Regions from separate parts of the Homo sapiens genome. Here region 2 is linked to region 1. A link is an interaction called in ENCODE POLR2A ChIA-PET data of the cell type or tissue named here. Cell type or tissue: GM12878. All regions are shown on one strand. Links, peaks and the distances in the headings refer to the core of each region. The heading gives the core; the rest is flanking DNA.

Region 1 (7,973 bases), core at 1,148-6,147:
GCATAAGTCCTCCATACTCTTTCAAGAATCATATTTAGCTGATAAGTTTCCAGTTTCACATAGTAGACCCTGTTTAGCATGTACACTTTGGTGGGCCTTTCAATCCCTTCCTCCACTCTGCCTGGCAACTCTGGCACCTCCACTTGATTTAATAGGGGCCACTGCTCTTACAATCTCCTGAAGTCCATCCCAACTAGAAAAACTATTGGCTTGATTGATAGTTTATTTTCATTTCACCCATATATTTCACTAAACTTTCTTCTGGCTTAGGATTCAGCTGGAGTGATGTGTGATCCTGAGCTCTGATTGGTGTTCCAATTTTTCCCATAAAATTGAGGTTAATACAAAGTGCATGAGATCATTATAATCAGCTCAGTAAAAAGAACTGTGGGCACAAGAAGAGGTCAGAGAGTCCACAGAAGAGGAACAGACCCGGGAACAAATAGCTTAAACTTACAAAAGAGCTAGCATGAAGTCCTATTTTTCAGGAAGAGGTGTCTATATAAGGCCAATGTGAGGTTCATTTTCAGGCAATTTATTAATGTTAATTGAGAGCTTTTTCTTCGTTTCAAATATTATAGCCTTATTTTTCCTGTCTGAACTCAATAAACAGCTAGTAAAATTAGCCAACATGGACAAAAATTAACACGGAAAAGGCCTGTGGTCATAAAACACATTAACTATTCAGCATTGAGACTATTTTTATTTCTATCTTCTGCCAGAAAATTAGCAGCAATTAAAACTATAATTTTTTTTCTTATTTCCATATAGGCCTGAGAGGTTAAAATAGAAAGTTAAATAACGTGAGTGACATACCAAATGACCCAGCAAGTGTTTGACTGAGATAAGTTTTAACACTTCTGCTAAAAAATTGAAAAACTGTCACTTCCTTGTTAGAGCTGAAAATAGTCAGCTCTTACAAATTGTTCTTCCTGATGCAAATCCATATTAAGCTTTGTATTATTAACACGAATCACTCAAAACAATTCCAAATGGGACTTAGGGAGAATTGTGTAATAAATAATACTAGATTGTTGATAAAGCATTTAATCCAGTTTAAATGAGTGCTTTACCCCAAGAGAGCTGACTTGAGCTTTTTTTCCTTTCCTTCTATAAATTCAAGGCCTACATACAAATTCAATTTAATAAATATGTATTATGCAGCTGTTAGGTAAAAATTCAGTGACTAGGTGCTTCCAGGACTACAAATGTGAAGAAGATGTAGTGAATACTATGTAAATTACAATGTAATTGTGGTAATGAATATGAAAAATGTATAATTTATTACAATGGAAGGCAGCATAAAAACTGACTATTCAGTGAAGGTGTGGATTACTTTTAATGTGATGAAAAAGGAATTTATAAAAGAAATGATATTTGGGGTAGGCTTAGAAGTCTGTGCAGCATTTCAGAAGTTGGTGACGGCCCTTTAGGGTGATCATTCTGGGGAAGGGTCTTTCTTTCATGAAACAGGTAATGGAGAACTGAAAGCTCATGGTGTGTTCAGAGAACAGCTAGCAGAGGAGAGGAGGAAAGAAGAGAAGGAAGGAAGAAGATCAAGCTGAAATGGTACTACGGGGACTCTTAATGCTCCATTAAGCCAAATGGTTTGGACTTCATCTGTAAGTAATAGGGAGCCAATGAAGAGTGTGGGACAGGAGAGTAATTCAATTCAGTATGTATTTTGAATTGATGGCTATGATAGTGACTAAGGAGAATTAGAAAGTAGAGGCAGTTAGACTAGTTCGGTGGCTGTAGAAATAGTCTAGGTGGGAGAGGAGGTCACATTTCAAAGGACCTTGAAGAAATGGGCACCTGTGGTGGAGATATTGTGTTGTCTCCCAATGTCTGTTTGTTCCTTCTTGCTTTACTTATAACCCCCCTCACCTTTCACTGGGTGCATCTCCATTCGGCATAAAGATTAATCCCTGCCTCCTTGGCAGTTAGATGGGGTCATGTGTCTAAGGTCTGGCTAGCAGACATAAATGGAAGCAGTCTCTGCAACTTCTGCAGAATGACCCTAACGGAAGGGATTCACTTTTCTTTATCTTTTCTCCTTTCTGATGGTTGGAGGCTGGCCATGGTGGCTACAACTGGAGCAGCCATTTGGGTGGTGAGGTGAGTTCAAGATGGAAGCCAAGCACAACCTAGAAGGACCCTGACTCCCTGACACCATGGTTTGCCATATGGGACCTGGACTGATTCCCTTTGGAACTTTATCTGAGAGAAATAAACTTCTGTCTTGCTTAAGCCATTTTTATGGTGTCTTTCTGTCATTTGTAGCTAATCCTAATCCTAATTTTTACATTATCCTTCCATAAGCTGTGAAGAGCCACAAAAAGTTTTATGCGGGGGAATGAAATGATGAATATCATCTATTGCAAGAGATTCTATGCCCGCCATGTCTTGAAAGAACTGCAGACACGCAATGCTTCAAGCAACAACACACCTTAGGAGACCACGGCAGCCACCTGGTTTGAGAGGGGACCTGGACTGAAATAAGGCAGCAGGAAGGGGCTATCATTCCCTGAAGATGCCCACAGCCCTTTCACAACTCCCATGTTTTTGCTCTTACTATTCCTTCTGATTAGAAAGATCTCACCTTCAAGACCTACCTAGTCCTGAAATGATCTTCGGCATTCTCACAGAGTTTTGTTTTCCTACAAAAGTTTGTCCACTCATTTCTTTGTTCATGCTATTAATGCTCTCTCAAACACATATATAAATCCGATGGTGTCTTTCCTGGTTAAACTCCCTGGGCAGACAAAGCACTCCAAGAACTAAACATCATGGAGCACTTACTGTGCACTGGGCAGATTGTTACGCCCTTTATATGCACTGTCTTATTGAAGCCTCTAAACATCTCTATGAGGTGAGTAGCTTCTCTCCAAGAACGCTGGACTTCCCTCAAAAGCAGCACTCTCTCCTGGTCATCCTACATAGGCAAGGGGATATGTTGTTGTTGATAGTGTTGTTTCTGCCTTGGCGCCTCTCGAGTGGCCATTGGAAAGGTGGCTGCCCCTAGAGCTAGAGGCTTCCAAAAGGGGGTCATTAACACCTGTTGTCTTCAGATTTCTGTATTAGCCACAACTCTCAACAACAACAAATAAACTCTATGTCTTTTATATATTTAAATCACTGATCCAACTTAACAGATACTTACTGAATACCAATTCTGAACTTTGCATTCTACAGTTTATTTTGGTGAAGAAAATGAAAAAAACACAGTTTTATTTTATTTTTCCATAGATTAGCCAGTTGTTCTAATACCATTTACTGAAAAAATAATAGTACTTATTTCCCTCTCTGGTTTGAAATACTATATTAATCATTTATTTTAAACTAATTTCGCATATGTGTGTATCTATAGGGATTTTATAAACTCAAATTATTCCTGGGAATATAACCTTGTAATTGTGTGGAGTTTTTAATACTCTTTTTTTTTTTGTTTTTTTTAAGACAAGCTCTCACCGTGTCACCGAGGCTGGAGTGCAGTAGTGCAAATTATAGCTCACTGTAACCTTGAGCTCCTGGGCTCAAGCAATCCTCCCAGCTCCCTGCCACAGCCTCCCAAGTAGCTAGGACTACTGGTGTGGGCCATCATGCTAGGATAATTTTTAATAATTTTTTTTTTTTTTTAAGAAACAAGGTCTTACTATGCTGCCCAAACTGGTCTTGAACTCCCGGCCTCAAGCAGTCCTCCCACCTTGGCCTCCCAAAGTGCTGAGATTACATGCATGAGTCACCATGTCTGACCCTAACTATTTATTTTGGAATAATTACAGACTCACACGAAGTTGCACAAATAGCTCAGAGTCCTGTGTTCCCTTCCTCGCAATGGTGACATCTTATATAACTACAATATCAAAACTAGGAAATTGATATTGGCAAATTACTGTTAAATAAGCTACAGCTATTCAATTTTTCACCATTTAAAAAACATTCATTCACTATTATGGATGTGTGAATAGTTCTATGCAATTTTATTCCAATATATAGATTCGTGTAACCACCACCACAATCGAGAAACAGAACGATTCCATTACCTATTTCTTCATATTTGCACCTGGCCCTCACGTTCTTCCACCTGTTCACCCACTTTTCTGTGTACTGGCAACAACTAACCTGTCTCCATTTCTATCCTTTTGTCATTTCGAGAATGCTTTATAAATAGAATCATTACTGTACATAATTTTTTGAGAGTGACATTTTCCACTGAGCATGTTGCCCTTCAAGTCCATCTAGGCTGTTGCATGTACCAATAGTGCATGTTTTTTGGCTAGGCGTGGTGGCTCATGCCTGTAATCCCAGCATTTTGGGAAGCTGAGGTGGGCAGATCACTTGAGGCCAGGAGTTCAAGACCAGCCTAGGCAAGTAGAGGAAACCCCATCTCTACTAAAAATACAAGAAATTAGCCGGGTGTGGTGGCTTGCACCTGTGGTCCCAGCTACTTGTGAGGCTGAGGCAGATGAATCACTTGAACCCAGGAGTCAAAGGTTGCAGTGAGCTGAGCTTGTGCCACTGCACTCCAGCCTGGGTGATGGAGCAAGACCCTGTCTCAAAAAAAAAAAAAAAAAATAGTTCATGTTTTTTGCATTAGTAAGTAGCTTTCTGTTGTATGGATTTGGCAGTTCATTCAACCATTCACTCATTCAAGGACATTTGGGTTGTTTGCAATATTTTGCTATTTATAAATAAAATGGCTATGAACATTGGTGTACAGATTTTTGTGTAAGTTTTCATTTCTCTGGGATAAATTCCTAAGATTGCAACTGCCAGGTTATATGGTAAGTGCATGCTTTGTTTCATAAGAAATTGCCAAATTATTTTCCAGAGTAGCTATACCAGCAATGTATGAGAGACACTGTTTCTCTGTATTCTTAGCAGCATTTAATATTATCATTACTTTTTTTTTTTTTAATGTGGTGTCTTGTTCTGTCACCCAGGCTGGAGTCAGTGGCGCGATCTTGGCTTACTGCAACCTCTGCCTCCTGGGTTCAAGTGGTTCTCCTGCCTCAGCCTCCCAAGTAGCTGGGACTACAGGCACGTGCCACCACGCCCAGCTAATTATTTTGTATTTTTAGTAGAGACGGGGTTTCACCGTGTTAGCCAGGATGGTCTCGATCTCCTGACCTCGTGATCCACCTGCCTAGCCCCCCAAAGTGCTGGGATTACAGGCGTGAGCCACGGCACCTGGCCACATTATCACTACTTTAAAAAATTGTGATAAAATTCACACATCATAAAATTGACCCTTTTGTGATAAAATTCACACACCACAAAACTGACCCTTTTAAAATGTGTAATTCAGCTGTTTTTAGTATATGCACAAAGCTGTGCATGTATGACCACTGTCTAATTCCAGAATATTGTAATCATCCCCCCCACACACACAAAAACATATCCACGGGCAGTCATCCCCCATTCCCTGTCCCTCCTCTCATCCCCTAGCAACCACCAGTAGACTTTCTGTCTCTATAGATTTCCCTATTCTGGACATTTCATGTAAATGGAATTATAATGTGTGACCTTTTCTGTTAATACTATTTTTAATTTTAGTTGTTCTAATAGGTGTGTAGTGATACCTGATTGTGGTTTTAATTTGTATTTCCTTAATGACTAATAGTGTTGAACATCTTTTCATGTGCTTATATGCCATCATTATTTCCTTTTTGGTGCAATATTTGTTCATATCTTTTGCCTGTTTTGTAATTGGATTGTTTACTATTGAGTTTTGAGAGTTCTTTCTATATTCCAGATATAAGATCTTTATCAGACATAAGGCTTACAAATATTTTTTCTCAGACTGTAGTTTGTCTCTTCATTTCTCTTTACAGGGTCTTTCACAGTATAAAAGTTTTAGATTTTGCTAATTTATTAATTTTTCTCTTTTATGGATCATGCTTTAGATGACATGTCTAAGAACTCTTTGCCTAGCTCTGTCTCAAATACAAGAACACAAAAGCAAAATCATAATCATAATCCACTGAAAGTTAGTGATATAGAGAAAAATCTTAAAGGAACTAAGAAAAGAAAAAGCTAAAATGGTAAGAACTTGTGAACACAGAGAATGAAATGACAGGCACTGGAGTCTACTTGAAGGAGGAGGGTGGAAGGACGGAGAAGAGCAGAAAAGATAAGTATCGAGTACTGGGCTTAATACCTGGGTGATGAAATAATCTGTACAACAAACCCCCATGACATGTGTTTATGTATGTAACAAACCTTCACATGTACCCCAAACCTAAAATAAAAGTCAAAAAAAGGAGCTGAATACATATAAGGATGAGATTATCATATTAAAGCCAGAATACATTGGAATAGCATCTTTAAAGTGTGAAAAGGAAGTTACAAAAGGAACAATGAATATTTCGTTTCCTATATGCACAGGGAGTTGGCCTTCCACAGTCAGAGCTGGTTAAGCACACTCTATAAGGTTGATGTCTGTCCTTAAGGCCGATGCTAGCGCTGTGGGGATGGCTGTGGCTGATGCAGGGAAGAAAGATGGCTGCCAAGGAGGATAAGGAGAGCAAGAATAAGCTAGAGCTCACAGAGCAAACTGGAACCATGTCAGCTCCCGTTGCCTCAGGTCTTGGTGGTGTGGGTGTCCTGCAGAATCTGAGATTCTTCATGAAGAAGCTAAACACACGCCTGGGCCAGCAGTCAGAAAAGGCGAAGGAGGACCTTGGGGAAGGTGGAGCAGTTGAAGGCCTGGCTGCTGTCTCCCACCAACAAGAGATCCAGATGATAAATGACAATGTGTATGAGCTACAAAAATGTCTGCTGCTTCATTTCCTCCTGATCTCACATAAGAATCTCCCCTGTGACCCTTCCTAATCAAAAATGCACACTGAGGAGAATTTGTAGAAATGTAATTGAGCTCTACACTCACATGTAATATTTCAGTTTATTTTAGCAAAATTTTAATAAAGTGGACATGGTGATAAAGATGTCTGGAAATGGCCAGGCATGATGGCTCATTCCTCTAATCCCAGAACTTTGGGAGGCCAAGGTGGGATGATCACTTAAGGCCAGGATTTCAAATCCAGCCTGGGCAACATAGTGAGATCTTGTCTTTACACAAAAATTAAAAAAATATATATATCTGGGTGTGATAACATGCACCTATAGTCCCAGGTACTCGGAAGCTGAGACAGGAGGATTGCTTGAGGACAGAAGGTTGAGGTTGCAGTGAGCCATGATTGCACCACTGCATTCCAGCCTTGGTGACAGAGCAAGATCCTGTCGAAAGAAAGAAAGAAAGAAAGAAAGAAAGAAAGAAAGAAAGAAAGAAAGAAAGAAAGAAAGAAAGAAAGAAAGAAAGAAAGAGAGAAAGAAAGAGAGAAAGAAAGAGAAAGAAAGAAAGAGAAAGAAAGAAAGAAAGAAAGAAAGAAAGAAAGAAAGAAAAGGAAAGAAAGAGAAAGAAAGAAAGAAAGGAGGAAGGAAGGAGGAAGGAAGGAAGGAAGGAGAGAGAAAGAGAGAAAGAGAAAGAGAGAGAAAGAGAGAGAGAGAGAAAGAAAGAAGAAAAGAAAAGAAAAAAGAAGGAAGGAAGGCAGGCTGAAAACCATCTGTAAAAAGCAGCATGCATATCTGGTTGCTTTAGATCTGGTTTATTGTGGTAACCATGCCCCAGAAGAGTTTCAGCAACTGTACTTACTGGAAAATATTATCTGGCTAGATCTCAGTAGAAAACAAGTCTTCCCCAGGTGGAATTTTGATAAAAATCTGTTAAATGTACACAGATGAAGGCAGAGTGAAGCAAAGCAAGAAGGAAAATTGGGGCATCGGAAGAAGCAACAGTAGGAAGTCTTTCCCTCCCAGAGTCCTGTGCAGCCTGGAGCGAAAAGGAGCTGTGGTGTGCAGGGACCCTGCTGGTGCCAGAACCTTGGTGTCACCTGGAAAGAGTAGAGAAATACCCTGACCCAGCCTCATTGTGCCTTCTGATCTCCTGCAAAAGCCTCCCGAGGCTCCAA
Region 2 (7,973 bases), core at 950-5,949, 120 kb after region 1:
TGGGGACCCCAAGAGCCTACCTGGTGCTCTAGCCCACTGTAGTTGAGCTGATACCTGAAGCCAGCACATCTTTGAGTCTCACCCAAGGCTCACGGCTTACTACCCGGGTATTGCTGCTGGTTTTTGAGAGCCCAAGGGCTCTTTAGTCAGGAAGTGATAAATCCTGCCAGGACTGGGTCCTTCCCTTCAAGGCAGCAGGTTCCCTTCTGTCCCAGGGTGTGTCTAGACACATTGTCTGCGAGCTAGGACCTGGAATGGGGGCCTCATGACTCTGCCTGTTGCCCTATCCTTTAGTGGCTGAGCTAGTATCCAAGATACAAGACAAAATCCTCTTTTCTCTTTGCTTTCCTCTCTTAAGCAGAAGAAAGGAGTCACTTTTGTTGCTGCAAGCTGTGCTGTCTGGGGTTGCCGGAGGGGTGGAGCAAGCACTTCCTTAGCTACCCTGACTGGTGTTCCAGGTCCACTGGCTCTATGTCCAGCACAGCACTAGTACTTGCCTAGGAATTGCAGTTCTTGTGGCCTAGACTGCGTTTCAAGTTTATTTAGGACCTCAGAGCATTTTAGCCCTTGACGCTTGCCAAAGTCAAGTTCTGACTGCTGGGATGGGTGATTTCCCTCTGGCTAGGGCTGGTCTAGACTCTCCCTTCATAGGCAGGTATCAACAGAGTTTAAACTGGTTTTGCTTTCCACTGTGACAGGGCAGCACTGAGTTCACAGCAGGGTCCCACAATCACTGTGCTCTCCCTCCTTCAGGCGCACAGATTCTCTCTCCATGCCATGCAGTCCTGCCAGGGGATGGGGAAAGGGTGGTGTGAGCAATTCAAGACTGTCCTTCCTACCCTCTTCAGTGCCTCTTTCAGCAATTTAAAGTTAAAACCAGGTTCTGTGGTTGCCACCTGATTTTTGTGTGTAGATATTTGTTAAATTGGTGCTTTTTGTGTGTAGATAGTTGTTAAATTGGCATTCCTGTAGGGTGGACAAAGGCTTCTATTTGACCATGTGGTTCAGCCCTCTTCCTTGATTACTGCAGTTCTATATGATGTTTTGAAGTCGAAAATTTTGTTTTTGTTTTATCTTTTTGCTTTTTAAATCATAGCCACCACTTGGTATGGCTTTTCTATTTCCTTTCTTGCTGTGAGCTCCCATACCTGGTTGCTATTAGGGTAGCCAATTATACAATTCTCTCTTCTTTTTAAAACCAGCTCATCTTAATTATATGCTTTGGTCTGGAAACCAAAAAACAATGTTTTATGTTGATACAATGTCCCCACCATGTATAGGCTACCAGCACAGACAGAGGATAGAAATAACAGCCCCTGATAGTTTTGGAATGGAGAATATGCTATCTCACTTACTCCCATGTTGACATAGAAAGTTCATAATAAAGGAAGTGATTGTCTTACTTTATTCTCTGGTCATACCTCACCGGGGGTACTGAATTTTTATCTGGACATCATTATATGAGTTTTTCTAGTAAACACAACTTGCTCTCCCTCTGGGACATGAATTTTATCCCCATGTAAAGCTCTGTGCTGCTGATAAAGTTGTCTTTACTCCTTGCTTCTGACCAATCAGGATATTGCACTCCTTTGCTGACAGTGATTGGTCCAGGAGAAAGCATGTGACACATTCGGAGCTACTGAGATGCAGTGAGACTTTTTCTGGGATTTCTGAGAGATTCCCATTCTTCTGTACTAGACTTGAGGTTGTAAGAAGGTAAGCCTGGACCTCTTTAACCATCTTGCTATGCTGAATGAAATGCCTGCCTAGATATAGACCCTTCTTAGGAGAAAACAGAGCTGAGAGAGAAAAGAGACAATGAATCTTGATTCTGGGGGTCTTCTGTGAGCCCCTGTATCAAATCATGCCTTCAATGAATCTTACTCTGGAGATTTAAACCGTGCAAGCTAGCTTAAACTAGGTTTTCTGTCACATGCAACCAAAATAGTTTTAATTGATTCACACGGTTTAAGAGAGATACTGATAAATTAGAACAAGCCCAGAAAAGAATGGCCAGGGGGTGAGTGTGATCAGAATTGTGTCAGAGGGGGGAAATTGAAGGCTGTTTGGCTTGACGGAAGGAGGTCTAGTGTGTATGTGTCCCAAGAGACAAAGAATGTTAATGATGCGGGGGTGGATACTAAACATAGAGTTATTTTCCAATATGTAAGAGGGTTTCAGTGTAGAGAGTGATTAGATTTGTTCCATTGGGCTCCAGGGAGATAAATTGGAATTAATAATAGGAAGATCCTGAAAACAGATTTCAACTAAGTCTTAAAATTTTAACAGTTTAACGTTTCCTAAAATGGAATAAATTGCACTAATAATACGTCTGCTCTGTCTAGAAGGGTTTTAAGTGACTTATCAGAGATATTGCAGAGTGGATTCAAGCAACTCGATGGATGATGCTTTTGGAACTTCAATTATTTGAATATGAACTTCACAATTTTTTGCCATATGATAAAGACACAAGTTGTACCACTTTTGGTTTAATATTTTCTTTGCATCAGCTCCCTTTTATGTCGAAGTAAGTTTATTTTAAGATGAAACTTTAAATCACTACTGTAAATGAAAAACAAGTACCAATGACCAAAAATAAATAAAATAAAACAATGGGCCAGGCGCGGTGGCTCATGCCTCCAATCCCAGCACTTTGGGAGGCCGAGGCGGGCGGATCACAAGATTAGGAGATCAAGACCATCCTGGCTAACATGGTGAAACCCTGTCTCTACTAAAAATACAAAAATTAGCTGGGCATGGTAGTACGTGCCTGTAGTCCCAGCTACTCAGGAGGCTGAGGCAGGAGAATCACTTGAACCTGGGAGGCGGAGCTTGCAGTGAGCCGAGATTGTGCCACTGCAGTCCAGCCTGATGACAGAGCCAGACTCCGTCTCAGAAAAAAAAAAAAAAAAAAAAAAGTTATTCATATCGAAATAGCAAAAATATACCTGTGATCTAGTTTCTCTTTGTTAAATGAGAACTTAATAGTTGAAGCTATGATAACACACTGATCATTTCTCTTTCTCTGTTCCAATGGATTGAAAGACAATTGAATGGGAAATGATCTCACTAAGCAATTCAACGTTTGTAATATCATGCCTATGTGCTGCCTGAAATCATCAATCTATTCACACATTCTGAAAGCCCACAATATGGGTGTGATTCACACCAGCGCTTCCTAATCTTTTCACAACTTGTCACACAGAACTATATTTGTTGGCACACTGGGGTAAACTAAGGCAGCTGCTCATCATGTGAGTTAACTGGCCTAAGGGAGTTAACTCTAGCCCAGGCAGCACCCCCACCCCACCTGTGGCAGAGGAGATGGATATATTGTCACACTGGTAAATGTCCCAATTAATGTTCCATTAAGAGTTCTTTCTATGAGTCTATAGTTCTATACTATTAACTCTTTTAAGTTTCTGCTTCAAACACTTTCTTTGAAGTAATTTCTTTTTGAATATATGTCTGAGAGCTCACAGGCTGGCTAAAGACCATCTCTGCACCTTCTGGAAAATTCTCTTGGTATCTCCCTTTGCACATACAACAGAGGAGCAGCCCTGAAATCAAGTTGCTACGCTACAACAGAAAAACAAATCCCCCTTGCTCCCTGACCACCAAATGAAACCAAAGACAGCTTCTTGGATTTATGCTACCCTTTTCTCTAAATGACACACTGGAAAATCTGACTCAGTAAATAAGTGAGTGTGTGTTTAAAGAAGCCCTCCTCACAATCCTTCTAATCTTATATGTAGAAATGCACTTTAATTCTGAAAACAACTGGTTCATTCTAAACCAAAGAGACAATCAGGTAGAGCAAAATTGTGTTTAAGAGCAGTAGCTGGGGCTACCTTATTTGGAAGAATTTGGAGTGTTGTTTGGGCTGTCTGCAGCTCTTTGGAGAACATCTGATACCAATTTACAGATTCCATGATTCATTAAAGGATTTTGGTTTGTTCCTATTCCTTTAGTCCTCTGTAGTTATCCTAAAGATTTCCCCACAAACAGATTTCAGTATTTTCCTGAATGGAGACGTTATTTCTCTGAGTTTATTTGTGTGTGTATGTGTTCTGCGTAGTCTTTTTTTTTTTTTTTTCTAGTTGTGGTGATTTATGTTACTGGTATGAGTCTTTCAAGTTCCTTTCTTGGGTGGGAGATCATTTTTGGCTTCAAACTAGAATGTCCCAGAATAACTGCTGGTTAAAAGACTCTTTTTGTGTTGCAATTTTAAGGAAGTCTCATGGTTGAAGCTGAGATCTATCTATAGACACCAAATAGAGTAGGAATATTTATATCCCTGATTTCTGCTCAAGGATTCCCATTATTTCAAAACACATTTAGCCCAATTCTCCACTCAAGCCTGGAAGAAGCAAAGCGGTGGGTGGCATCTAACGACATTACAGTAAGAGGCAGGATCGTAATTCTCAGTACATTTCAATCTCCTGGGGACCTTGTGTTAAAATGCAGATCCTGATTCAGAAGGTTGAGAACTGGGCCTGAGAAGTTTTTTTTCTAATGGATTCCCAGGTGACGCTGGTACTGCTGGTCCATATAGTATTTCCCAAATTTGCCTGAAGCTGATTCACCTGGGGTGGTTGTTATATAGGCAGACTACCAAATCATTCCCTTAGGAATTCTGATTCAGAAGCCTGAGCTGAGGTTCTTAATAACCCTTCCTTCCAAGAGCTCCTCCATCCTCTGGTTCCAAGCTAGTACTTCAACGGATTTTATGGTACTCCTCTGCTACTCCAGGCAGTTTCCTCCTCTGTTCTCCTACCTCCCACTCCTCTCCTTTTCTTCCTTCCTTTTTTTCCTTGCTCAATATTTGTTGGGCATCTCCTGCGTTAAACGCTGGGACAGTTCTGAATAAAAGCGCTAGTCCCTGCCCTTGTCTAGTAGGGGAAACAGACAATAGTCAAGTAAATAGGCAGATAAACAGGAGAATTACAGTTTGTGACGTTGCTGGTAATTAGCGACTATTTGGGGCTGGAGGCATGGCAATAAGAAGAATTTACCAAGACAGTTGTAGGTAAAGAAAAGCAAATTTATTAGAGAAAGCACAAAAATCTGTTGCAAGGGTGCAATGGGCAGGTCAGCAAAAAGGAATTGACTGCAAAGAGACAAAGGCTTGCCGGGGATTTTATAGAATGGTGTTTGTGCTGTGTGCTGAAGACGGCTTTGTGCAGTATCGATAATGCCAAGGTTGCAGTGAGCTAACTTGACTTCTTCTATCACCCAAGGGTCGCTAGGTGCAAGAAGATTGTGAATTATTTGCACAGGAGGGCTATGTGTCCTGCACATGAAGAAAGGCAGGCTTATAGCTTATCTGCCTTCTCCTTTTGCTTTCCCTAGGTCCTGCCAGCCCAACTCCCCCTCCCTAATTAGGACTCCACATGTGATACATGTTAAGAAGGAAATAAATACAGCGATGTGCTGGAGAGGGATGGGGAGGAGGTTTGAAACTAAACCAGCGTCATCAAGAGAGCTCTTCCAGGAAGACAGTTAAACTGAAATTCATATCCAATACTCCAGCCTAAGCCACACTACTTGTTGAATGTGCCCTGTGTTTGGGAGACCTACTGCCTTCATTCATGCTGTTTCTTTCACCATGAGTGGCTTCTCACTGATTCAATTTGCAATTATTTAAAGACCAACCTAAATGCCATCACTTTCACCCAGGTTTCCCAGCATATGTGAAATCTCTCCCCACTGAGCTCCCAAAGCACCTGCTATACTTCCATTCCTGTCTAGATCATTCTGCCTTAAACTGCAGTTGCCTTGTGATGTGGGTGCATTTTGTGAGCACACACTGTTTACCCACATTATCTCAAACTATTCAATAACACTGGTAGGTTATATTATTATCTACATATCATAGATAAAGAAACTGAAATTTGGGGAAGCTAAGTAACTTGCCTGGAACTACAGAATAAAGTGACGGAGCCTAGATTCAAGCGATGACCTCCCAGTTGATCTGTTTTATCTCCCGTAGTAGGCCTTAAGCAACATGGAGGAAGTATTATATCTTTGTATCCTTAAATTAAAAAAAAAAAAATCAAGTTGCAGAAGAGCGCTTGCATTTGTGTATCATAATGGAGAAAAGAACAAAAGAAGAAAACAGAATTCCCCTCCCATCTTGCATAAGTTTCCCAGGGCTGCTGTAACAAAGTACTCCCGACCGAGTGGCTTAAACACCAGAAATGTATTGTCTTGCAGTTCTGGAGGCTTCAAGTGTGAAATCAAGATGTCAGCTGCTCCATGCTCCCTCTGAGGACACTGGAGAGGTATCTGTTCCAGGTATCTCCTGGTTTCTTGTAGTTCCTTGGTTTGTGGCAGCATAATGCCAGTCTTCATGTGGCAATTTCTATGTGTGAATCTCTGTGTTCATATCTCCCGTTTTTATAAATACATCAGCCATATTGGCTTAGAGGCCCACCCTACTGACTTTATCTTAACTAATCACATATGCAACAACCCCATTTCCAAATAAGGTCACATTCTGAGGCGCTGGGCATTAGGACTTCAGCATATGGACTTTGAGAAAACACAATTCAGTCTCTAACATTCTACTGTGTAGCTTCTATCACAATGCTGATCCCTAAACCAGGGAACCTGATGTAGTTTTCCTATTTGCCTTATCCTAAAGGCAACACTGCAGAGGGGTTAAATGATCAATTTAGACAAGTTCAGGAGCTCAGTTCAAAATAATGGTCTCCACAATTTTTGTTTAACAAAAATGAATACACAAGTTCTGTATATCCATACAAGGAAATATTACAAAGTGAGTACACTTTTACATATAATTTATTGAGTTTTTATTATGTACCAAGCATTGTGCCAAATGTTTTAAACATGTAATCACAACAACTCAATGAGGTAGGAATAACTAGCCTTATTATACAGGTGGTGAAGCTGAGTTTTGGAGTTCAGTAACACATACAGGGTTACCAAAATTGAAGCTGGTTTCTGTCTTCAGTAGATTCAGTCAATCATGAAAGCAAAAGAGGTCACCTGCACAACATGAAAAGCTTGGTTTGCTTTAAGCTGTCATAACCTGTAATTCTGTCTGTCCCTCACTAAAGAGTCAGGCCATTACTGTGTATAATATTACAATACCTACATATTAATTTGATAATACTTAAAAGACTTTACAAAAATTATTTCAAAATGGGATAAGCTTGGTAAGTTTCACTAAGTTTTTGCAGTAAAAAAATGAAATACTATCATCAATAAATGTTGCTATCAAGAAGGAGGAAGGGCTAATAATTTAAGAAGGCCTAAATGAGAATAGGCTCAGACACAGTATTTCATAATGCAAAATATGTTAGAATGTTGCAAAGTCAAAAATTTAAATATAAAGTTCAACCAACCACAAGGCACAGGTCACATGAATATTAAGAGTATTGAATTGGCTGAGCATGGCTTTTGCTTAATAGATTGCAAAATTCCTGGGGACAGGGATTCTCCCATCTGAGATACTCCCATCTGACTCATCTTTGTATCCCTAACAATGTCCAGGACATTGCATATAACAGGTTTTAACACATTAAATTAAATAATTTTTTTAAAAAGTGGCTTATCTTTCTTGACAGAGACAAGCAGCATTTAAAGTTAAAAGAAAGATGGGTAATGTTTTATCATGTGTCAGAAATTGTTTGAAGTTCAATCAGAGAATGAGACAGATTCTATTATCTCCATTTTAGAGATAACAGAACAGAAAGATTAAATAGCTCTCACAACTGGAAAGTGGTAGCAGTAGGAATCCACACCTGTGTTGTTGACATTTACAGTTCACATTCTCAACCATTGCACTATAGTGGCAGATAACATGACCAGCAAACAGCCAGAGCTTTGTTTTCTAAGAAATTCGTCAACTGAGATGTTTACTAGCATCAGCCTATCATCAGTAGTGTATAGGATGTTTACTATCATCAGGAGTGTACAACTCCTGTTAGAATTCAAGAAATACAGTG

Evidence for each region. ChIA-PET counts read pairs that join two places held together with the same protein. Peaks named below come from ENCODE experiments on the same cell type or tissue, not always from the same donor. Only the 100,000 strongest peaks of a DNase experiment are listed, where the experiment ranks them.
Region 2: POLR2A ChIA-PET joins it to region 1 with 13 read pairs; 2 of 35 experiments call an interaction of 5 or more read pairs at or near these places.

The regions. Positions count from the first base shown.
Region 1 is chr6:144,123,173-144,131,145 of GRCh38, forward strand. LOC105378036 (a long non-coding RNA gene) reads left to right here. Exons shown (of 4, transcript XR_943089.3): 4 at 1,453-2,254. Among named protein-coding and RNA genes, the nearest start is that of STX11, 23 kb to the right of the region's middle. In GM12878, for the core only: no CTCF peak of the experiment used is centred there; no DNase peak of the experiment used is centred there.
Region 2 is chr6:144,245,039-144,253,011 of GRCh38, forward strand. No RefSeq gene overlaps it. Among named protein-coding and RNA genes, the nearest start is that of TRL-TAA1-1, 32 kb to the left of the region's middle. In GM12878, for the core only: no CTCF peak of the experiment used is centred there; a DNase peak (open chromatin) is centred at 3,605; H3K27me3 peaks cover 208 bases.